Regions from separate parts of the Mus musculus genome. Here regions 2, 3, 4 and 5 are each linked to region 1. The links are chromatin loops, found by intact Hi-C in ENCODE. Cell type or tissue: left cerebral cortex. All regions are shown on one strand. Region 1 has its middle 49 kb from the start of Gm52235. Region 2 has its middle 250 kb from the start of Gm36824. Region 3 has its middle 320 kb from the start of Gm36824. Region 4 has its middle 200 kb from the start of Gm36824. Region 5 has its middle 240 kb from the start of Gm36824.

Region 1 (5,000 bases):
GCTAGAGATTAGCTCCCTGCAGATGATCCATGTCCAAGGCTAGAGAGGAGTGATTCTGGGTTCAGGTCACAGCATGTATATGCAGTCTGTTGTGGGACCATGAAAGGCAGCCTGTTTTCTGGTCAAGCTAAGTTCAAATCCCGGAGACCCAGCAGATTAATCTGCAAGGGACGGAAGGCCTGTTGGCCATGCTCCCAGACTTCTTACATGAGGACCCAGCTCCATAATTCTGTGACCATAAGTCATGTAGGCTATAGCCAGGTATGCTCCTCCCTCCAGTTACCCTGCAACAGCAAGGTAGCCCAACCCACTATAAAAGGGGCTGCCTCTGTCTCTTTGTCTCTCTGTCTCTTTCTGACTCTCTGTCTCTCTCTCTGTGTCTCTCTGTCTCTCTCTGTCTCTCTCTGTCTCTCTGTGTCTCTCTGTGTCTCTGTCTCTCTCTGTCTCTCTCTCTCTCTCTCTGTCTCTCTCTCTCTCTCTGCTTTTTACAATAAAGGTCTAAAACCATGGACTGCTTCATTTCATCTAGACTCGCCATACTGGAGCCTTCCCCTAAAGAGCTAAGTCTAATCTCCTGCAGGAAGGCCTCCCAGCATTTCCAGCCACCAGACTGGACCAAAGACTCTCACCAGTGCGGGAACCACCCAGCACCATTCCCCCTGCCTCTTCTCCCTTCAGGTTCCTGGGCTGACTGAGCTGCTCCCGGGTCCCCCATTTTGTTCTAAGCTCTTCTGCAATGTCTGGGATGTCTGAGACCCAGAAACCCCAGAATCGACTCTCCTGCAGTATCCAGCAGTCTGTGGTGAGAGTCGGAGAGTTGGAGCCTTCCCTAGAGTCAGGGCCAAGACTGCTCCTTCCACAACCCCCCCCCCCACACACACACACCCAGCGGGGTCGAGCAGCCTAATACAGCCTGATGCCTGTCCTATGGCAGTTCCGTCAGGTCCCATGGCAGACTCTCATGTCCACCCGTCCAGTCTTTCTGAGCTCTGTCGGGACATGGGACATCTCTCCCCCCACTCCCCTTTATTTCCCCATGGTCCAACACCCAACAGTCCATAACCAATATCCATTCATCAGAGGGCTAAGCCTGCTTCAGAGGAAAAGCCTGAAGCACGGGCACAGCAAATATGTAAAGGGGAACTGCAGACAGTAGCCTCTCAGAAAGGGGAGGGAATCAAGCCACCAAAATACCTATTTTCAAGAAAATTCTTACATGGTACACAACTAGCAGGATCAGCTTTGAATAGGTGATAGAACATACAACTCCTGTATCCCTGTATGGCAATTGCTCTAAGGGTCCCTCGGGAGACCTAAATTCCTAGACTTCCTATGGACTCTCACCTTCTGCGTTAAGATGTGCTTCTTCTATCATCAACAGCATCCACACATCTGCCAAGCTGGTGTCCAGCCAGCTGTAGGGCGATACACTCATATTGCTTCCATCCTCCTCAGTGCAGGCATTCTCTAGGAAACTCTTCATTTAGTGTTTTGTTCTTTCTATGGGAGGACCATTAACTCTATGCACAGAGGGCTACTGAGGACAGGAATGCAGATGTGTACCTATTTCTCCTTTTCTCATAAGGTAAAACTGAGCGGCTGCTGCTAAGGAGATCAGTTAAGGTTAGTTTGGGGGCTTACATAAGAAAGCACCGGTGTAGCAAGGGTTGGGGCTACATAAGAAGCAAGATCTGATAACCTTATATCACTCTGGCCTAGTGATTCGGTGACAGGACCCCAAACAAGGGAAGTTGAAATAAGTGTCATATACTGATGTTAAATACTTGTTGGGGAGGCTGAGGTATCACTCAGAGGTCCAGCTCCCACTTAGCATGAGCCTGGCTCAGGGAAAGATCCTTAACCTTGCTGATAATAAAAGGCCTCTCCTTCAGCAAGCCATCAGTGAGGAGAATTCTAAATATCTCTGGAAAACAGCAAACAAAGCGGAGTCCAGATACAGGCAGCAGATGCTAACAAGACTGAGTGACCTTCGTCATTAAAGACAAGGTCACAGCCAGGCTGCTCTGCAGACTTTAATGACCCTCAACAAACAATCATGGCAGTTTCCTTTCTATTTGTAAATGGTGATCATCATCTTTAGAGGGTAAAAACTAAGATCTGTTTTCATGTCTTGATACCAGTGTGAATTTAAGGTTATAAAATGTTAAAATCACAAAGTATCCAAAATGCTAAATGGCTCCATCTTCAGGATAAATGCATAAAGACTTTTATTTGTAAAGACATTTCTCCTCCTCCTCCTCTTCCTCCTCCTCCTCCTCCTTCTATTTTTATTTTTGTTCTGATTCTTACCTAAATTCAGGATCTATTTCAAGTCCTGCCTGAATTAGATAGATGTGGCTGTGGTCATGAATTTCCACGTAGCCCCAGCCACCAGATTTGAAGAATAGATGACACCTGTGAACAGTGTCCACAACGGTGAGTCTGGGCTTCTGGAGATACTTTCAGGTGGGTATCCTCATGAGGCAAAGTCTCATGACAGGCAACAGCAGCCCAGGATGGAAAGGAAGCTCCTATCCAAAGACATCTATCCACTCCCTTCACACACACATCACACCCTCTCCTTCTAGCATCCTTATATTTTACTGAGGTAACAGTCACAGGCACGAGTCTCAGCTTCTACTTTGTATAGAAAGAGAAACAAAATCTGCAATGGCTCTCCACCATTATGTTTTGTAATACAGTCCTTGAATCGATATGGAAATTACTATGCATGTCTCTTCAGGTGGTGTTTAAAGAAGAATAAAAAGAAAACCACGGGGACTGTGGAGATGGCTCAGTTGTAAAAGTACATGCTCTTGGGACCCTAATGCTAAAAAAACAGAGCCAGGTAGGTCCGAGGGCTCATGAACAACCAGTCTAGGTGAATTGCTAAACTCCAGGTACACAGAGAGATCCTGTCTCGAAAAAGAATATGATGGAAAGTAATTGAGAACAACACTTGACATTAACTTCTGCTCTCCCTACACACTAGAGCACATGTGTCTACTACACACATAAACACATGCACATGTGCACACACATAGGCACACATATGCACCCACATACAGACACATACATGAACACAAATAAAAACCATCCCCTTGATTCCAAATTCACAAACTAATAGACAGACTGATATGAAAAATACCAACAAAAGATAATCTGAGATGTAGGTAACGAGCAGAGGAGGGCTGTAGATTTGAGTGAGAGCAACTGGATGAGATTGATGACCAAATACAGGGAGAAAGCGTTATTCTGGTTTTAAAAATTACACAACTTGGGTCTGGGGCTGTAGGTGAGCTGCTAGAGTGCTTTATTGGTAAACACAAAAGTCCTGGAATCATCCCAGCTTTGCTCAGACTGATTATAGGCCTGTAGACTGGGCACTTGTAAGGAAGAAGCAGGAGGATCAAAAATTCAAGGAGATCTTTAGCCACGCATCTAATTCAAGTGCAGCCGGTACCGTATGAGACACTAACTCATAAGAAAAGGAAAGGAAAAAGAGAAAAAGGAGGAGAAGAAAAAAGATGCAGCAGGAGGAGCAGGAGAAAGAAGAGGAGCAGAAGGAAGAAGAGGAGGAGGGGCAGGAGGAAGAGAAGAAGGAGCAGGAGCAGGAGGAGGAAAAGGAGGGACAAGGAGGAAGAGGAGCTAGAGGAGGCGCAAGAGGAGGAGCAGGAGGAAGAGGCAGAGCAGGAGAAGGAACGAGAGGGAAGGGAGCTGGAGGAGGAAGAGGAGGAGGAAGAGGAGGAGGAGAAGGAGGAGGAGAAGGAGGAGAAGGAAGAGGAGAAGAAGGAGGAGGAAGAGGAGGAGAAGGAGGAGAGGGAGAAGGAGGAGGAGGAGCAGGAGGAGGAGGGATAGGAAAAACATGAGGAAGAGGAGACACAATACAATCATTTCTTAGGAAAACAAGAAAGGCTGAAATTCCATTATCTACTTTCTCTATCTACTTTTTCTATCAAGAAAGAAAATCTGCACTAGGTAAAATCTTTAAATAATCTGGAATTCTCCAAAATGTCCAGATCATTCCAGACATTGTATCATTTTCAACTACTGAGATAAGCAGGTGGGAACAAAGAGAAGCTGGTGCCTCCACACACACTGGAAAATTACCACCATTTCTTCAACATTAGCCAAATAAAACCATATGCACCGATCACTAGGGACACCGCAGCAGAGAAAATGCCCATGTTTCTTATTCCCATGCCAGTGACTGCCAGTGAGATTGCTGCTGGGAACAGCTTCACACGTAAGCAGGGGCTACCAAGGTGTGAACAGGAGTCAGCTTACAGGACTCTATGCCTTGTTCATTAAGAAAATTAAATACATGTTTATCTGGTTCCAACTCATCATCCATGTAATATCTAGGACAAATTGCAAACAGAAAAAATGATCTAAGAATTGTCACGAGCAAACATTAACAATGCTGCTGGTGCTGCTGACACTGTCACCATGACTGACAGACACTCGCTGTGCATACGCCATGGCTAGATGGCTGGCTTCTGCTCTAAGTACCCGGCACTGCTGAATTTCTCACAAGATTCTCTGAGGTTAGAGACCATGATTACTCTTGCAGGATTCACAAACAGGAGAACAGCTGGAAATCTGAGCAGGATTTTGTGTGCAAGGAAATATGTGAGAGCATGTGCATGTATGTGGAGACCCAGGGTTAGTCTCAGACTGCATTCATCAGCTTGTTTGCTGAAATAGGTTTTCTCTTGCTTGGCGCTCACTAGGCTATGCTACATTATCTACCCAGGGATCCTACTGCCTCTACCTAGCCAGATAGAGAATTACAAACAAGGGCCACCACATTCAACTCTCGGGGTGTGTGGAGCACTCAGGTACACATACGTGATCACACAGCTAGCCAGAGCCAGACTTTAATTTAGAAGCTGACCCTTCACCTTGAAATTACTATTTCTCCACTGCAGCTTTTCATCTGGCTTACCAGGGAATCTTTAGAAAAAAATCCACTAAACACTAGGACCCATCTCCTACCC
Region 2 (5,000 bases), 330 kb before region 1:
GCAAAAAGCTCAACTCCTTCCTGCTGGAGAGCATGCCAACCCCACACCTGAACGGAATTATCATTTCAAATCAAGTCTTTATTTATTTAGGAATTGTTTTTGTTTTTCTTTTTCTTTCATTTTTTTCCTTAATCCTCCTGTATGATTTCAGGGCAAGGGGTAGCATGGAAATCTAGAGTGGCATCTATGCTGATCTCCATCAGCTCTGGGGTAAAGAGGTGATTAGAAGTCATTTCCAAATAAAAGGAGTTTGCATCTTCCAAGGGACGTTCAATATGGAAGTTGTTCATGTCCACCATGAAGGCACAGCTCTGCCTGGAAAGCACCTGCTGCACTAGTATGGAGACCCATGTCTGATCGGCAGAACCCACAGAAAAACCCAAGCACTATTAGTGTGTGCTTTTAACCCCTACACTGTGGGGCTAGAGATGAGTTTATCCCTGGACTTCACTGGCAGGCCTAGTTGGAGAGGCCTATTCCCAATGAGTTACTCATCTCCAAAACATGGCAGGGGTTGGTGAGATTATTTACAAGCAAAGGGACTTGCCATCAAGTCTGATAAGCTGAGTCCATCAAGATGAAAGAAGAGAACCAGTTCCCTCTGTTGTCCTTTGACCCATGCATGTGCACCATGGCATTACACAAGCATGCACAGGTGACATACAAATGTTTTAAAATTGATAAAATTTAAAATTTTTTACAAAACCACCACCATGGAAAATGGCTCCTAAGGAACAGCATCTAAGATTGACCTCTGACATCTATGACCTCTGACAAACATACCCCCCATACATATAAACATGTTCACATAGATGTGACCGCACACCATTACATGCTCCGAGAATATTCATGGATGTATAAAAATTACAGAGAAATTTCCACTTTGCTTGGGGAGATGATTCCATGGGCAAGAATGCTGAATAATGTCAGGGGCCTGAGTTTGAATTCCAAGCACCACGTGAGAAGCCAGGTGACACATGCCTGTCACCAGAGCATTGGAGAGGGGACACAGGAGGACTGCTAGGGATCTCTAGTGACCATCCTAGCTCCAGGTTTTTGAGAGATCTTATTTCAAGAGAATAAGGCTAAGGGTGATAGGCCTGGGAACCTGACATATGGATGTGTGCATTCACACACATAGGCACACACACACACACACACACACACACACACACACACAGACAGACAGACAGACAGACACAGATACATACACAAGCATTTGTACATATTCCACACATACAAAACAATGATAAAAATTAACACTTTTCTCTACAAAAGATGTTTTCAGTCCATATTTCAAAATATATGCAATGCTTTTAAAGTATGCTGTTTTCTAATATGCTATAGGAATTTTGATATATATAGACTAAATCTACATATGTATGTTTATATCTGCATATACATATGTGCATAAATATAAAGATTGCAATTTATTTCTGTTAATATATGTCTCTTGAAGCTATATTTCTATTTCTTATCAAATTTTCTCCTGAGTCATTAATAAATTTACATATGGAACATTCCATCCTTTCCTCCCTCTATCTGTCCATCATCCATACATCCTCTATTTGCACACCCATCCACTTGCCCTTTCATTATTCTACACACCATTCTCATCCACTCATCCCATTCTCTGTTCATCTCTATACTCACTCATATATCCATTACTCAGCATCTTGTGCCAAAATTATATGGTAGTTAGTCCTGGCACAAGAGTCAAACAAATTACCTGATCATAAAAAGAACTGGACTTTGAAGTCAAGCTTCAAATCTGATCACCAACCCTTCCCAAGCACTAGCTGTCGGTAACCTGGAAATCTCCCCTCAAAACTCAGTCTTCCCTTATGAAAAATGGGTGTTCCAAGGACACTTGCTTCGAAGAGCCTCTAGAGGATTCAACTCCACCAGGGTGAACTTGGAGGTAGTACCATGGTGCTCAATGAAAATCAGCCAACCATGTCAGTTACAAGGGTGACAACTTTGGAGTCTGTCTACTGAGCAAGTAGTGAATGAGTTACAACAAAGCCCGCTTTGCTCTTTAGTCAGCAGAAGAATCTGAAGCTTGACTCTGATAACTGATAGCTTCTTGGAGAAGTTCTCCAGTAATTCCAGAGAAATCCTTTTCCTTGTGTAGGCCACTATCATTACCACAGACAGCATATTGGTTGACATCCATCTGTTGTAATTTGAATAGGACATACCTCACACCAGCTCGTGTGTCAGTACCACCTCCTAGGACCCATATGTGCCATTGTGGAACCTTTAGGAAGCAGAGATTCATTGATGAGAGAAGTTCACGGTCGCAGGGCCTTGCGTCTTTATACCCTGGTCTCACTTTCCAGTTCACTCTCTGCTACCTGACTGCAGATACAAAATGACTGACCAACCTTCTCGATCCAGCTGCCCTATCTTCATGTCCACGATGGATGGTATCCCTATAAACTGTGAGCTAAATTAAACTCTCTCTCATTCAAGTTGCTTTTGTGGGAGTATTTTATTGCAGTAACAGAAAAGTGGAGGCACCATCATTATTTCTGACAGCAGGCTTATATTAAGGTAGGGAAATGTATTAGAAATCTATGTCACTGAACACAATTAAAATGGCGCTTTTGAAAGTTCAATTTCTGGGACTAGAGACAGCTCAGTAGTGAAGGGGCACTAGTTGTCCCTCCAGTAGACTGAATTAGGCTCCCAGCACCCACATTGGGAGATTCACAGCCACTTGCAGCTCCAGTTCTAGAAAGGTAGATTGATGCTGTCTTCTGGCCTCTAGGGGCAACGTATGCACAAGGAATCCATCCATCCAGTCACACATACTTGCATATACAAGTGAGAATATCTTTAAATGACACTCCAGCTTTCTTTATCTATGCACATGCACACGTGTTATATATTTTTTATATCTGAGATATATATATATATATATGTGTATATATATACACATATTTGTATATAATTTTCATTGTAGCACTACACACCTATAACAGCTACAGAATATAACTGGATAGTCCTGCTGTGTATTTAATTTCATTTACTTTGCCTTTGAGCAACCCATCCTGGCCCCATTTTAAACCATTTCCTGAACCAACACACAGAATAGGTATCCCACAAAAGCCATTCAATGAACTGTATTAGAAAAGGACATTTGACGATAATGGATCCAACATGAGCCTTTTGACAGCTCCAAAATAGGATTTGCTCTTTGCTTTCTTTGTTCAATTGTGAGTTCACTGGGCCTGAAACTCACAAAACAATAATGGTTTCCACTTGCAGCCCAGTTCCTACGCTGCCTCAGGAGCTGGGTGGGAGCAGACTCAATGGTCCATGTCACCGGCCTTAGCCTGGGCAGATTCGAGCTGGGCAGGCATGGCCCTTTCTCTTTACCTATGTTTTTAAAAATCTGTGATTTCCCCCCTGTTTAAAAAGTAGAATTCATGACTGTAAGTTGTGATTAAATACTTCAAAGCCTTTTTCACATCAGTGGACGGAGCAATTATATTTATGGACAAAGGCCTGAGCAATGGAGGAGTCTGGGTGTGAAGGCTAGGGGGATGCCTGGCCTGGAACTGGGATTTCTCAGATCTATGGTTCGCATTATGAGAGTGTATTTAATATGCAAGGTATTGAATGTATAGCCTCACACATGCCCTTGGGAAGACATTATGGAAAATGTGTCTTCCATGCATTGAAGAGTCATTTTCATTCATCAGGTGAGGTCCACTGAGGCACCACTCTCGTTTTCTGCACACTTTGAGTATCTGTGTTTAATTGCAACCTCATAAGATATCTCTTCTTCATTTTTCTTCTAAAGCAGAATAAAATGTGTCAAATTGGCACTTCTATTTAAAAATCAACTCAAATTGTTTTTCTTTTCATAGCATTTTTCTACATGCTAAAAATTCAACAGAGGAAAAAGATAGGCATGGTCCCTCAAATGGCTTGAAGGAAAGAAGATAAACAAACTGGTATGAGCGAAAACGAGCCAGGAATCAGCAGCTCCACAGCCACCCAACCTTGGACCACCTAGGCCCACCAAGACACCAGTGAGACAGGTTTCTTTATGGACTATGGAGAGCTGGGTCCAGGTGAATAATTCCTGCTATCCCAATCCCAGTTAATAACGTAACATATTGCTTCTAATGTAATATCTTATGTTGTGTACATGATTGTGCATACGGGTGCTGGCACATATGTGTCACAGTGTGCCCTTAGCGGTCAGGTGACAACCTTGAATTCGGTCCTTGCCTGCTACCCTGAGACAACTTCTCTTCTTCTCTGTTTTGTGAGTCAGGCTGGCTGAATATCTTCCCAGCACTCTCTTCTCTCCACATCTTGTCTTAGGATGGTAGATTACCAACATGCATTACCACCTCTAGTTTTGGGAGGTTAGACCTCAGGTATTCACACCTTCACAGCAAGCACCCCACCCATTGAATCATTAGCCTGCTATGGTAATTTTTACCCAGTGACTCTCAACGCCTTAGGACGCGGCTACTGGTGATGTAATTGAGTAGCAGAGGACCTTAAACCCTCCCAACCCGAGCCTATGATTATTCATTAACTCTTGTATGTATTTAAATCTTCTTTGTTTTAAAGATTTGTTTTATTTTTAATTTGTGTGTTAGAGAGAGAAAGGGTGGGGGGTTCCTATGGGGGCCAGAAGAGGGCATCAGATCATTTGGAGCTGGAATTACAGGTAAGATACTCTATGTAGGTGCTGGGAATTGTGTCCTCTGCAAGAGCAGTGTGTACTTTTAACTGTTAAGCCACCTCTCCTACCTGAATTTTGTTTTGTTTTCTTCGGTTTTTGTTTGTGATGTAGTTCATGCAGCCCACACCAGCTACTAGTAAAGAATGACCTTGAACTCCTGATCTTTCTGCCTTCTACCCCTCGGGTGCTGGGATTACTAGTATGCACCATCACACCAGCTGTGAGTGCTTAACTGAAAAATAAAGATGTAGATAGCAGGATGCATGCTCTGTCAAATATGCTCAAGCCA
Region 3 (5,000 bases), 400 kb before region 1:
TTTGATAATAACTAACAGTGCCAGGCTTTGTTACATAGGGAGAATTCCAATAGAGAGCTCTGAACAGAGTAATCCCATCTGGGGGCACATGCTTCTGAGGAACACAGCCTTGCCCTTGCTGTGTCCCCTTGGCCAGATGACTTATCTCCATGGCCTACCCCACTTCTTTATATTATCATGGTCCTCCCTCAACTATACCTCACTTACTATAATTTAAGGCACCTGTGGCCAGTGATAATTACAAAATATTAATATTCATCCTGTGAATAAAAAGTACTACTACTATGAATAATAATAATAATAATAATAATAATAATAATAATAATAATAACTGAAATTTGGTTTTCAACACCCACACTGAGTGGGTACACCATTAGTAAGTTCAGCTCCAACAATTCACACCCTCTCTAGATTCTTAAAGTACCTGCACACCTATGGCATACACTCATATACATACATACACATACATGCGTTTGCACTGAGATATGAACACACAATTAAAATAAGTACATATGTTTGTGGGGAAAAAACAGAGTAAGTATTTTGCCTCAGTATTGGCCAAGGCTAGGATACTGGTCATGATTTTAGGAATGCAATGGAGGTATTGGGGCTTACCTATCCTGCATAGAACCAGAGTACTGGTCATAGAAAATACCCATAGTTCCATTGTCCCCTAATTTCTTTCCCATGCCTTATGAGCATGGGATAAAACAATATGAAGGCAGAGACAGTAATGTGTCTTTGTTCTTTCCAAGAAAACTTGGTGTAAGCACACCCCCACACACACACACAAACACACACACACACACACACACACACACACACACACACACACACACACACACACACACACAAACCTTCCCAACTTATGTGAGATAATTCTTTTTAATATTGCCTCCCGCCAACATCTGGAAAGTTCTTTTTAAATTTGTCTCTTTTGCACTGATAAAGTACTCTCTTCTATGAGTGGAATTCAGCTATTGCCTCTTTCCACAAAAAGTAGAATAAACCCCCCACCAGTTGTTATTTCCTCCTGGGTTCCATCCTAATAGAATGCAGAGAGGTCTCTAAGCATGGTAAGCTGACTTCAATCCCCACTACATGGTGGAAGGAAAGAGCTGGCTTCTATAAGTTGTCCTCTGGCCTCCACATACGTCTAATGGCACATAAATGTTCACACACGTATCCATGTAAACATACATATGTTCATGCATAAATATCATTAAAAATAATATTCTAGATTATCCATAACACAGCATCAAGAACTACCTCATTCCAACACCCTCAAGTGTCTAAGACCCTATGGGAATGTACTACTGAAAGAACATTTGAATCTAAAGAAAACAGAAATACTGCATGCCAAAGACCACACACATGCTTCATGAATGAAGCACGTAATTGCTTGTAGACACCCAGTTGTAATTATGTTTATCAAAGCTATGATATGACATGTAGAAAGTGACTCACAGACAGAAACTTAGGCTGTGCCTTTCTCAAAAGTTGATCTTAAACACTATGTTGAGACCTGGCCTATCACCTTAGGAAGAAACACAGCCTTCCCACTCTAAGTATCAAAGTGTCCATATGCTGGCATTCCTGGGTGTCAGCTCTTCAAAGAAGATTCTGACAGAAAAATATCACTTTAACCAACCACTGCAACCCATCCTGTCCAGCAGATGGACACCTGCATAACACCTCACGTCACCCACACTTCTAGTACTGAATCTCAAGGTAAGACAGCAGTGTAAGAGCACATCAGATGAGCAAGCTCTGGGGCGATGGTAACAGCTGGCATGAGCCCTGGGCATGATCACGAGAAGTGGAGTCTCAGCCTTCTGCAAGGACTAATGGAAGCTGCACTACACAGATGGGGAAACAGAGGCTTGGATAAGAGACATGCCTATGATCCTACAGATAACATGAACCAGGAAGCCATGGGAAATAGAAGGTCACATCTATTCTAGGCTATAGCCCAAGTGTCCACCAGCTTGAGTATACCTGCCAAAGAAGCAGAATTTTCTCAAGGAGAGAAGTGTTGCAGAGTCAAAAAAATCATGCTGTTAACAGACAAGGAAGGTGTCTTTTAGAACTAAGCCTAGCAGAGCAATCTGGTGCATTCGCCAGATGAAGAAGGAAGTATATGCTACAGTGTCCCCAAATGCACCCATTACATCCATGCCAAAAAAAAAAAAAGGCAAGAAGAAAAGATGGTTGCTGGTGTGTCTCTGAGATGCCAGTGGGTGTCACTGCCTCCTCACAGAGCTCTGAGGGCACCTGCAGCAGGCTGCGCTGCCTCAGACACCCTACTTGCTCAGCACAGAGCCCTAAACCTGAAGTCTTCTGCACCAAGTGACCCTTTCTAAGACTTCTCATCCTGGTGTCTCAAAGATCAGATGACAGAGATGTTCTCTCAGACATCCCCCTCAGCAGTGTGTCTCTAGAAAGCTGAGATGGATCAGAGGTAGAGGAATGGCAGGGATCTGGACTATTGGTGACTGAGAGAAATGCCAATGCTTTTCCCAGTGACCACAATGAGTAGAAGACAAGCCAGGGTAGCAGAATATCCTTAAAGGAACTCCTCAAAATTGACAAAAAGACATGCTTGGATACAGAAGAGAGCCCTCCCTGGCTCCCACTCTCCCAAAGTAGGGAGTAAATTCTCCCAGTTCCATGCACAGATAGGTGATGGAAGACATCTGAGGTCGCAGGACTCTCCAGAGTTTGGAGAATTGCTGGGGTAGAGGGGGGAACCATGGGTAGAAGTTCTCTAAGGGACCAAAAGGGGTATGGGCATAGCATTGGCTAGGGAGATCTTCAAGGTCTGAGCTCTGGGCAAAGGGGCTTAACCAGACACCTAAAATGCTTGCCCGTCTGTCAGGCATGATTATAGGGCTTGCCTATTCTGCCATTAGATTGGAGTTCAAGGTCACCCATGGAAATTATTTACAGTGCAGAAGAAGGTCAGAGAATACAAAAGGCATAAATCAGACTGAATGAACATCCACAGAGGCTAAAGTGGGATGCCATGAATGACCACAGACAAGCTTAGGGAAGCTAGGTTTCAGTTTGTAGTCATGTGTGCAGGTTTGATCTCATGGAACACCAAAAGCCACTTTGTGTGTGTGAAGATGCCACAGCAAAATGCATTCTTTTCTTTTTGTAGGCTCACTTTTGAAAAATAGGCAAAGTAAAGAAAAGAAAACTTCCAACCACTGCCATTTTAAAAATAGCACATACCCATTAAAGAAGAGGTGTAAAATTCATAATTAGATCTTGGATGACTGGTAGAGCTCTACTGGCTTTTTCAGTGTCTCCTACAGTGCTGGAAGCAGATTAATTAATGCATCATGAAAGTAAGCAAGTATTCACATACATGATACATACCCATTTTATACACAAAAATAATCTAAACACCACATATATACAAAGTACATTTCTATGCAAATTATACAGTCCTCATACACACATGCAAACATACACATACACACAAGTAATATCTTCTGTACTCTTTTTTTATTTTTTAAGCAAGAACTGAGTTGCCTAGACTGGCCTTGAACTTAATCTGTAGCTCAGGCTAGGCCTTCAACTGCTGTCCTCCTGCTTCAGACACTGAAGGGGCTGCAGTCACAGGCATGGGCCACTATCACTGGCAGCACAAATGCATCGTGGAAGGTGACTGCCACATCATTTTAAGATGTCAGATGGACCTTGGAGCTAAAGCAATGACAGTGGTGAAAGATGTTTGAAGCTCTACCTGAGGACCTGAGTTCAGCGCCTGTGTCAGCTTGTGCATAGCTACTCGTAGCTCCAGCTGTAGAAGATCCAGTGCCCTTGCCTGGCCTGTTTGGGTACCACACACATATGCCCAGGCATGCATACAGACATATCTACACACATAAACATATTAAATGGGCATTTAAATATAAGATAGAACTTCCCACATTAACAAGTATCCCAGGAAGCTTTCCAAGTATGAAGGGCACACTCTGTGTTGTTTCCTTCATATTTAATAGAGCTTTTTGTTCTTGTACATAGAATGACTGCTGGAAACAGTATGCAAGGCTGCCACTGAGCTGCCCATCTATGCAAATCCTAATGATGTGGAGTGGTCATGGTGATTGTGGTAGAATGAATAGAACACTGTGGACAGTGAGAAGTGAGAAGAGACAAGCTGCCATCAGTGTGGCCACCTACCATGCTCCATACACAATTTTTGTCATAAAGTCATTACAGGAAGAATAATTGTATGCCCTCAGTGGTTCTAGTGCTCTGGCAATCCATCTGGCCCTCTTCTTTTTGTGTAACAACTATTTTCTGACCATTCACTTTTCCCTATTCAGTTGATATAAGGAAGTTTACCAGTAAGAGACTCAGGGGAACTCTCCATATTGAGTAGGTTAAGGATGAGGGTTCCCAGAGAAGAATAACTACCCAAGCTTTGTCATATCCCCTTTCCAAATCCCTGTGTTCTAGTAAGATTTCTATTGCTAGAAACACAATCTCCAATCAAAAGCAAGTAGGGGATGGAAGGGCCTACTTGCCTCACACTTCCAGGATGCAGTACACTGGGGAAGTCCAGGTAGGGACCATGGAGGAACAGTCTGTGGGCTCATACCCTGGCCTATTCTTAGCTAAATCCCTTATACATCCCAGGACTACCTTACCAGAAAATGAATGGTGCTACTCAGACCAACATCAATTAATAATCAAGACAGCACCTCCGGACATGCTCACAGGACAATCTTATTTGGGCAGTCCCTCAACTGAAACTCCCTTCTCAGGTGTCTTTGGGGTGTGACAATTAAAACTTAGTCAGAAACCACTCCAGCAATTTGTTCATTCCTTCTCTTACAATCTGAAGGGAAAGACTCAATAAAAGGAAGGAACACATTTACAGCATTGCTCAGTATAGAAACCCATGTGAGTACTGATCCTGCTAGATCAAGGTCACCTCATTGAGGTTCTTGGAAACCATGGCTCTCAGAGTTGTCCCCACTCTC
Region 4 (5,000 bases), 280 kb before region 1:
ACACTGTGCACCATGACAAGAGGGAATTAAATCCTCCAACTCAGCTCACCGAAAGGAAGCAGCTGTTCATAGAAAAATAAAACCAGCCAGGCCTGAGCTGCTATAAGCAGAAAACAAACATTTTTGCAGCATCTTTGGCAACTCCTTGTCAGATGCCTGCCTTCCAGAGAAATCCACATCCCAGAATGTTCTACTCCAAAACAAGACCACTGCAATTCCCGTAGAATCCACTCACTCACTTGTCACGCTTTCTGTCTTTAAAGCAGCCAGATACCCCATAGAAAGCAAGGAGGGTAGATTCAGACAATGGGTGTAATTTCTCTCCGAAGGGGAATGTGGTGGGATGATGTAATTCTGGAGCTTTCGTGCAGTGGAAGCATCTAGTGTATCAGACTTTCTTTTAAAGATTAAGTATGTATGTTTATGTGTGTGTGTGCACACCTGTATGGTGTACATGCTGGCATGTGTGTGCAGGTGTGTGTGTGTTTGTGAGTGTGTGTCTGGAGAGAATCAGGCTGCCATTGTCTTCCTTCTCATTTGCTTTCTCTCTTAGTGCAGGTATTGTATCTCTCACTTGAACTCAGAGCTCACAGAATTGGATAGCCTGGCTAAACACCTGCTCTGGGGAGCTCATCTTTTCTTCTTGTGTTCCGTGATTACAGGAGAGCCACCACACCTGCCCGGCAGTTGGGAGGCTGCTGTGAATTCAAACTATGGACTACATGATTGTACAGCATAGCCACCAACTCAGTCCCCAACAGTTTTTTTTTCAGAAGCAGTATTTGATCTCTCCTTGCACCGACTGTTCCCTTTCCTTCTGCATTGTTTGTAAAGAGTTCCAAAGGCTCTCCACCTTCCCGATTCAAACCCATGTAATCTATAAACAGCAACAGTTTAGAAAAGGCAAGACTGTCTCTCTGTGCCCCAACCACGCTCCCTATTTTCTTTGTCAATGTAGCTTCATATAAAATCATCTACATATCTGCTGAAATTAGGTTATGAAAATGTATTTTCCCTCCTTTTTCTCATTAAATCGTGATCAAATTTAAAATGCCTACAAATGGCTGCTTTTTCTCTCAACTCAAAAATGAAATACGTTCTATAGAATGAGGTTGGAAATAGAGACTACAAATGTGTTTCTCATTTGGGAAACACTTAATAGGGTGTAATGGTGGAGAGCAGAAAGAATCTTCAGAATTTACACAAGATAAGCATGTGTTCTGCATGTCTTTCGTTGTATAGTGACGGCCTGCAAGACAGCTCTGAGTCCGTGCCACCCCCTCTCTGCCACTATAGATGCTGGAGTCCAAGTTAGGTTTGAAGAACATCAGCAACAAACCTGCATGTGGTTTTGCGTGTTGGAGGGTGGAGATGGGGAGCCAGTTCAGTAAGTAGAGTGCTTGCCTTATAAGACCTGAGTTCCTGAGTCTGATACCCAGAATCCACATACAAAAGCTAGTTGTTGTGATAGAGACTTGTAATTTTAGTTCTGCAGTGTGGAGACAAGCAGATGCCTTGGGCTCATTGAACAACCAGCCTAGACTTCCTGGGAAGCTCCAGGCCAAAGAGAAACCCTATCTCATAAAATAAAATAAAATAAAATAAAATAAAATCTACAGAGTGAGTTCCAGGACAGCCAGGGATATACAGAGAAACCCTGCCTCGAAAAAAAAAATGAAATCTAAATAAACAATTTGAAAAAGACAGGCGGCCATCTGGGGATGGATACCTGAGGTTAACTTCTGGCCTCTCTGGCATCTACAGGTTGGAAACAATTAAGAAAGTTACTTAATGTCAAAAACTGGCCTCCAGAGGCCCACATGGGCAATCCCTTTTGCATAGACAAGTTTGTGTGTGTGCATGTGTGTGCTGAAACAGAGAGGGACAGACAGAGAGAGTTCCAGAACAACATAATGTTAAAACTACTGTTAAAAGTTATCAGTAATGAAGAAGGGGTCAGGAGGGGGCAGAGGAAGACAAGGGGAATGTCAGTTCTTCTGAGAACTTTCCTGTTATTTTTGACACTGACAAGCAGTCAGCCCATGACCGGTAGCAGCCCTGTGCTGCACCCGCCTAAGCAAGTCTCCACACCCAGGTTGATGCTGACGGGATGGCTGCCTTTCCCCTGCCTTAAATGAAAAAGAATGGATGTTCCTCCTTTACCGTCGTCTTTCGGCATGATGAATACAAGGTTTAATTTACTGAGTGCTAAAAATAAAAGCCTTCCCATAACTCTTCAGCGGCATTGAGGGGAGCAGAGAGGCTGATTTCAAAATCTGGATTATGAATTCTCTCTTTTTTTAAACACTCATTATCAGCAAACTTAGTATAAATAAATATGTGACTTCTTCATGCACACAGAGATATACAATATGCATGCCTATTCGTATAGCTGTATACAGAATTAGCACAGGGTCTAAAATGAGCACTTGGGCACTAAGAAACAAGCATGGCCAACCACCCTGGCAGCAAGAGCTAACCCGTTAAAATGATTGAACGTCATTGCTAGCTTTCAGAATGTTCTGTCAGTCCGTTCAACGCCCACCAAATCTTCATGACATATCGTCCATAGAGCTCCCATTTCTACACAGTCCAATTAACTTGAAACAGGTATCTAATTGTTTGTCTTGAGGGATCTTTTAGGCCATTATTACTAAATTATCCAGGAGATAGCAAACTGACATTTCTAAATCCACTTCCCTCACGGCCATGGGCTCCAAACGAGGCCTTCCTGGCAGACCATGCAACCATACTGTACTAGAAATCTGTTAGACAATCTGTCACATAAACATAGACGGAGAAACGTAACGTAGCATGATGCTTGAAGGAAAGGGAGTCCAACCGACCATGAACTTTTAATGAATGGGTTTTAACAGTCTGCAATCTGGTACACCAGGCGGTTTTCAAAGTTTTCCTCTTGGAGAAAAGAGTGTGGCTTGCGTTTTCTGTTTTCCTGGACTTGATTTAATTAAAATGACAAGGCGCAGAGATATGTTGTTAGGGGTGGGGGATCACACAAGACTGGGCGGTGGCCCATCTGAGAGAAAAATACCTTCCTTAGAGGAGTCCACGTGTTAGAGGAGCTCTGGCCCTCCTGCTTGGCCATGGTTGGGGAAATACAATTACGCTTCTTTCTGGAATGTTCTGTGACTGCAAGCCTACTGCATCTGTCTCTTTGGTTTACTTTTGCCCCTGAGTGCATTTCAGGATCGGAGAATATAGAATGATTTAGAATGGTACCTGTGAAGACTATACCTGGATGCCCATACAAAAGACGGTATCAGAAATCCATTCTACTCCCTAGTAGATACAACTGACCACAATAGTAAGCCAAGATTGGATGTTTTCACCCACTTTCCAGACAAGGAAACTGAGGCCTCACAAGCTTAAGCAGTTAGCCACCAGTCTCACCCAGCTTTGTTCCTTCTGTATAGAGTAGAGAAGACAGAGGCTTGTAGTTCTTTTAAACAGTATCACAAAACTTTGTCCTCTCAGCATCATTTGAGGTATCTCTTGTATAAGAATTATTTTTTAATTTGTAGTGTATCCTTTTTTCAAACAAATGATACAATGTTTGAAGCCAAATTGCAAAAATATATTCTTAAATATCTCTCTGTCTCTCTGTCTCTGTCTCTGTCTGTCTCTCTCTCTCTCTCTCTCTGTGTGTGTGTGTGTGTGTGTGTGTGTGTGTGTGTGTGTGCATCTGTTATTAGCATGTATCTGTGGGTGCCAGCAGAGGCTATAAGAAGGTCTTGGATCCTCTGACACTGGAGCTGATCTTGAGCTGCCCCATGTGAGTGCTGGAAATCACACTTGGCCTGCTGCCAGAGTGCTGTGCACTCCTAATATCTGATATATCTCTCCAGCACCAAATTGGGAATATTTAAACTCTTGACAAACAGTGTAGAAACTACTCACAATTTTTTGAAACACTAACTCTTGTCTAAGATTCTCTCTTTGATAAGGATGCTGACTAAACACTGTGTTGACTGAGTGCAAAATGATGTTGGAGTCCTGTTAGTGCCATAGGCCTCCCTGGTCTCTACATTTCATTGCTAATTTTTTTTGTTGTCTCTGTTTTAATTTGTTTGTTTTGGTGCTGGGGATGGAGACTACGACTGAGCCACATCCCCAGTCCTCGCTTCTTTACTTCTCCAGTTTCAGGGTCCTTTGAGCATCATAATGATGAAGCCACGGTCACACACTTGGTGTAGAAACCACAGCTTCACACAGGTATGGCATCCCCAGATTGGAAGTTTTCAGCTGACAGCTTCTCCTCTGACACCCTGCAAATTCCTAAGAGAGAACCCTATCTAGAAAGCATTTATCCCTGCCTTTCAGGGCCTCATTCTTATATACTTGAGATGTGCCTCCCGGCTTCTGTCACCCCAACCTAGGAGGTCATTGAGCATTCTCTTCCTTCTCTATGCTCCATGAGTGAGCTCACACGTGGCCTAGAGGATCCTGCCAGAGCAGAAGTGAGGCTGTTGTGCTGAGGCACAAGCATGGCTCTTAACTTTTAACATCCTACTTGCACTAACCACCTTTCTTCCAGTCTGTACATTGCAGAGTCTACCTCATTGTTCTTTATTGTTGTTGCTTCTGCCTGGAACAGTGATTGTGAGAGCCCCTCTCTGCCACCCCTGTCCCATGACTGCAATGGGCCAGGCGCTGGGTGGGAGGGGTATAGAGAGAGCAGGTGGAAAAAAGACAGCTGCTGTTAGGGCGTTGACCACTCACTGAAGGGAGTTGACCTAGGCAAGGAACATGAACCTGGTTTTACTTACTCTTACTGAGCATCCTTTGCTAGGTGCATGTAATGTGCTTCAATCCCATCATTCCCAGCTCCTCTAATAGTCCCCTTGTCTCACACATCATTTCTCCACTCAGCTTCATAATCTCTCTTTTGTCCCTTGTTGCTAAACCTGCTTGTTTCACTTAGTGCTCCCTGCAGGCACACAGGATATCAGAGCATCTGTGGGAACATGGTTAGCCTTTTA
Region 5 (5,000 bases), 320 kb before region 1:
GCTAAACATTTGTTAGGCGACGTATAGCAGAAGCAACCTGAAAGGCTGCTCAGAGAAAGGAAGTAAATAAGGGCAGAGAAATGCAAAGAACGAAATGGATGCACAAGTGAGGGCAGAGAGAAAGGAAGCCGAGGAGGGGGAGTCCCTCCTGTCTTCCAGGCCTGGACTGGAGCAATTTCTTCTTCCAAATCTTTGGCTTATTCCAGGTGAGGTCACAGGGATGGAGTGAGTGAAGGAGAACAGCAGAATCGGCTTCTTACAGGAACTTGCAAGCGCTGGGATCTCTCCACCGCCCGCTCGGTGGTGAGCAGCTGTGGCCGATATAGATGACCGACCTGAACACAACCCTCTACAAACTTAAACACTGCCTATCCCCAACATAACTCACTACCCTCCACGGATACTCTCACCCTTGGAGCCTGTGTGGGTTAAAACTATGGGAATTTCAGAAAGGCTTGGAAGCCTATGAGGCAGACCATTTGCTATGTAGCTATATAGGATAACCACACAATAATTTGTCTTACTTCCTCAAAACACACTACACTCATACCTGAAAGGCTAAAATGTAAACCCTGAGTAAATTCTGAGCTATCGCCTGATGCCGGAAGTCAACCTCTTCTGATGATATAATCATTTTACTAATGGGGTGCTGCCACAAAACTTTGGGTTCAGAATCCCTATCAAATCCCCCGAAAGTGGAAGACAGGAAAACACAGCTCTCTTGTCAAAAGAAATATTCAGAACCCTCAGTTTCGCCTATCATCTGGAAGTAATGGCTGGAGGGATGGGCTAGATAGACTCTTCACAGGTACTGTTTCTGTTCTAAGAAGCGACGTGTACAACACTGTGTGTACATGTTCCCTCATTGGCTCTCCCAGGAAAGACTGCTCTTCCGTGAGATAGCACAGCTCTGGGCTTATTTTTCCTTTTTTCAATAGAAAGCATGCGTTCAATATTGTTCGTGGAATGCCTCTTTCACTGGCATCTAGAAATCGGGAATGGTCTAAGAGCAGGATGCCAGCATGATGGGCAGGGTCGACCTGTCTCTGGCGACATGCAATGCTTCTGCACATGCACGCACAGGCGCGTGCCAACTTTCCAAACGCGCGGCCCATCTGCCCATTCACAACCCCCGCCCCATCTTCTTTGCAAAATCCAGCCCTAGCCTGCGGGTCTTGTAACACCAGTCCTTAATAAACGCTTATTCATCTCTGGGAATAAAGTTCAACAGAGCCAATGGCTATTTCCAGGGAAGTTCCCCGCGAACTTCCACTTGGTAAAAGTGAATCCATCCACCCTCTGGTCCCCCAGCCCGTCTAAGCTCCCTGGGTATTGAGGGACCCTCGGGGACCCTCGGGGAGCCCAGGGCGAATCCCAGATTGTATCCCACAGGACTCCGGAGCTGAACTTACCTACCCTGTGTAATTCACTCGCTGCAAACACATTTGCGTCCTGCCATTGCCTCTCAAGACTCCCTGAGCTCCATCCACCGCCAGGTCCGGATTCTGATCCGCGGCCCCAGAGGTGCACACGCCCGCCCGCCACCTTCTCTGAGCTAACGTTGGACAGCGGCTGGCGGCGGCTCGCCTGCCACAGGCAGCCCCGAATGTCAATTCGCACACTCCTCCCCCTGCCGCCCGCCCCCGTCCCTGCGCGCCCTCCTCCCAAGCATCCGTCCAGCGGGCTTCGGGATGCTCGGATGCTGGTGCCAGAGTTGCCTCCCCTCCCTCCCATCCAGTCTCTTGCTCCCCCTCCCACAGTGTCTCCGTGCCTCCCTCGCTCGCCTTACCTGAAGGGCATCTCCCACGACTGCAATTAGCTGCCAGGATTTCATCGCCCGCTGCAAAAGCGCCTCCTGCTCCCTCTCTTGCTACATCGCATTGGGAGAAACGCAAGGCGGGAGAAGTGCCGGGGCAGCAGCAGCAGCAGAGAATGGTACCCACGTGCTAGCAATGCCAATGATTCTAGCTCTCTCTGCTGGGCTGGCCGCGCCTTCGCCTGCCTGGGCTGTTTTGCTCCAGCCACCAGCAGGTGTTCAAGGCCTTGAACAAGCGAGAGGGCCAGAGATCCAGCAGGCACAAGAGCGAGCGCGCGGTGCAGGGAGGTAATCAAAGCTCCAGGAACACACAAAGACAAGCCTACTGCCATGCGGCGCTGACAGCGACATGACGGACAGATGAACTGGACGCCTGGTTTTTATTTTAATTTTTACCAAGTCTAGCAACTGAGGGAAGAACTGCAAGCCACCCCCTTTGCCAAGCACTTGGAAAGTGAGCAAACTGATGGCATAATCTCACCACCACCCCCCCCCCAGCACGTGTCTCTTCCCTTGTTCTTTCAAGCATTAAATATGTACCACATGACAGAATAGGGCACCTTGCACAGTCCCCAGAGTCCTCACTTGACAACCAATTTTAACTCAGGAGCAATGAGATGTCCAAGGCAGGATATCAGCGCTGGCAATTACTTACGCTACTCCCTGCATTATTCAAAATGTCCATAGCCAGTATTTATGATTTCCAATCTGCGACTTCATGGAGGAATTCCGGGAGGCTGGGAGACCCCCCTCCCTACCTCTTCATATCCCCCACGAGGTAGCTGTACTCCATTTAGGGGGTTGACTCCTTGGCATCTCAAATCTCCCAGCTCTTGTGCTAAATGAGAAAGCGCTGAACTTTGCTCTTGCTTTGAAGGGCTAGATACTTTTGGTGGAAGTTCAAAGATTGGCTTTGAAATGGATTAGCATCCAAGCAAATGTCCTTTTCCCTTCCCCAAAGCCCTCACAGATCCCTACCCCTGTCTCCGTGTCTGTGTCTCCATCTCTGTCACTGTCTATCTCTGTCTCTGTCTCTGTGTGTCTCTCTCTCTTTCTCTTTCTCTCTCTCTCTCTCTCTCTCTCTCTCTCTCTCTCTCTCTCTCTCCCTCCCTCCCTCCCTCTCTCTCTCTCTCTCTCTTTCTCTCTCTCTCTCTCTCTCTCTCTCTCTCTCTCTCGTGTGTGTGTGTGTGTGTGTGTGTGTGTGTGTGTGTGTGAGAGAGAGAGAGAGAGAGAGAGAGAGAGAATCAGGTATCAGTTACGTGTTAATGGCACATGGTCTAACTGCCACAACCAAACAAAGATCCTGTGTAGGGTCTAAACCTTCATTCATGGAAGCAGGGCTTTTGAATGTAAAGCAATTAATGTTCTTATTTTCTCTCTTTCTAATAGTGGGAACTGCAGTATACATTCATGAGAATGCCCTTGCTTTTTCAAGTGTATATGAGTTGGATGTAATCATTCTACGCATACAATTTACCTGTAAAAATGAGTGAGTGAGTGTGTGTGTGTGTGTGTACACATATATATTCTGTCCTACCTTTGGTGAAGAGTAAAGTTTTTACTGCCTTGCCATACTATCTTATTTAAAACTGGAAGACCCAACACACAGAAAATGGCAGTTTTCTATACTGGTAAGCAAATTTAAAACTTGATAAATCTCTCTAGTATTTATTTTCACATTTATTGCAGCTCCGCACCAAGGCCATTTTCGAGGGTTTTTCCAGAATGTGCCAAGGTCTTACATAACCATCACCCGTCTCTCTCACCTCAGGAAGTCAATGATTTTCTCCTTCCATTTGAAGTGTGTTTTGATACCGCTTTAAGATAATGCTTTCAGTTCGTTTGTGGAGTTAATCATGTTAATCTTAGTTTAATATGTCTTTCCTGGGAACAGTGACATTTAAAGGAGGGGGGAAAAAAGAAGAAATCGAGTGAAAATGGATACCCAAGGATAACCTGGGACACAGTGGATTCCACTCCCCAGTTCCTTTCACATGCTTTTCTGTTTCCTAGGCTGGCCTGGAACTCGTGCTATGGCTGAGGATGACACTGAATTTGTGGTCCTTAAGCCCACAGCTAATCATTGCTAGGATTATGAGCATGCTAGGCCTGTGTGGTTCTGAGACTCCAAATCTGCTTCATACACTAGGCAAGCACCTTACCACCTAACTGTGGCCCATCTGCAGACCCAAAGTTAACTTCCTAACCTGTATCAGACCCTGGATGCCTGTCTCAACAGAATTAGGGGGGGGAAGGAGAGGTGTTTAGACTGCAGCTTGCTGGTGCCCTGTGCAATTACTGAGATCCATGGCTATAAAGCATTATCATCACAGCACAAACTTCATTCTCCTTGGGATCATTTGGTTCACAAATCAGTTCACAAAAGCAAGGTTATTCGAAGTGAAACGTGGAACGGGTGGCCGGTGGGGAGACAGTGAGTCCTAATTACAGCCTCATTGTCCCTGTGTTCTCGGGCACATATGGCCATTTAATCACTGCGTGTGACAACCTTGGCAGATGTTGCCAGACCTGGTTATTGATATAAATTGCTATACTCATGTGGATATGGTACAGCTAAGAGTTAAAACTCTGTCCGAATTCATCCACAGGGAAATAGGGTCTCCTCAAGCATCTGGAGCTACAGGACAAGATGATGCCGGGACCGGGCTGGTTTTTCCCTCCTGGCCTGCAAGGGAACATGTCTCCCTGCAAGAATGAGAGAAGAGCCACCCCAATGCACCCACAGGCACAGGATCACCATTGGGAAAGCATGCACACCCAGCAAGCAGCAAACAGAATCACTCTTAACATGTGTCCTAAAAACATACCCAAAAGGCATATTCTTCAGTGTAATTTTCTAACGTTCATAACACTCCTCGTAGATACCCATTGAATTTTTTTAAAAAAAATTAGCATATCCTAACCTGGAATACTATACAGCAATAAAAACACTGCACAAATACATCATTTCTTCATACGTTGCTATGTAGAGGACTAAAAGGACTGAAGAATGCTGCCCTGCCTTGTTTTAAGTTAACTTGACACAAGTTAGAGTTATCTGAAAGGAAGGAACTCCAGGTAAAAAACAGTGCCCCCATAATGTAGGAAATGTTCTTAATTAATGATTGCTAGGGGAGAGCATAGCCCACCGTGGGTGACGCCATCCCTGGGCTGGTGGTCCTGT

What was found. Peaks named below come from ENCODE experiments on the same cell type or tissue, not always from the same donor. Only the 100,000 strongest peaks of a DNase experiment are listed, where the experiment ranks them.
Region 2: it touches region 1 in a loop (2.2-fold over the local background); 4 of 42 quality-filtered maps call a loop at or near these places.
Region 3: a loop joins it to region 1, with 3 times the contacts of the local background. A loop is called at or near these places in 4 of 42 quality-filtered maps.
Region 4: it touches region 1 in a loop (2.4-fold over the local background); 2 of 42 quality-filtered maps call a loop at or near these places.
Region 5: it touches region 1 in a loop (2.4-fold over the local background); 4 of 42 quality-filtered maps call a loop at or near these places.

What each region holds. Positions count from the first base shown.
Region 1 is chr16:6,028,674-6,033,673 of GRCm38, reverse strand. It overlaps a transcript of Rbfox1 not described here. Among named protein-coding and RNA genes, the nearest start is that of Gm52235, 49 kb to the left of the region's middle. In left cerebral cortex, a CTCF peak has its summit at 2,200 (motif pointing left); a DNase peak (open chromatin) is centred at 2,509; H3K27ac peaks cover 924 bases.
Region 2 is chr16:6,354,900-6,359,899 of GRCm38, reverse strand. It overlaps a transcript of Rbfox1 not described here. Among named protein-coding and RNA genes, the nearest start is that of Gm36824, 250 kb to the right of the region's middle. In left cerebral cortex, a CTCF peak has its summit at 2,775; no DNase peak of the experiment used is centred here.
Region 3 is chr16:6,428,432-6,433,431 of GRCm38, reverse strand. It overlaps a transcript of Rbfox1 not described here. Among named protein-coding and RNA genes, the nearest start is that of Gm36824, 320 kb to the right of the region's middle. In left cerebral cortex, a CTCF peak has its summit at 2,242; DNase peaks (open chromatin) are centred at 2,190 and 3,091; H3K27ac peaks cover 795 bases.
Region 4 is chr16:6,308,943-6,313,942 of GRCm38, reverse strand. It overlaps a transcript of Rbfox1 not described here. Among named protein-coding and RNA genes, the nearest start is that of Gm36824, 200 kb to the right of the region's middle. In left cerebral cortex, no CTCF peak of the experiment used is centred here; DNase peaks (open chromatin) are centred at 80, 1,337 and 2,099; H3K27ac peaks cover 918 bases.
Region 5 is chr16:6,345,644-6,350,643 of GRCm38, reverse strand. It overlaps a transcript of Rbfox1 not described here. Among named protein-coding and RNA genes, the nearest start is that of Gm36824, 240 kb to the right of the region's middle. In left cerebral cortex, a CTCF peak has its summit at 2,000; DNase peaks (open chromatin) are centred at 400, 1,035, 1,620 and 1,838; H3K4me3 peaks cover 2,314 bases; H3K27ac peaks cover 2,275 bases.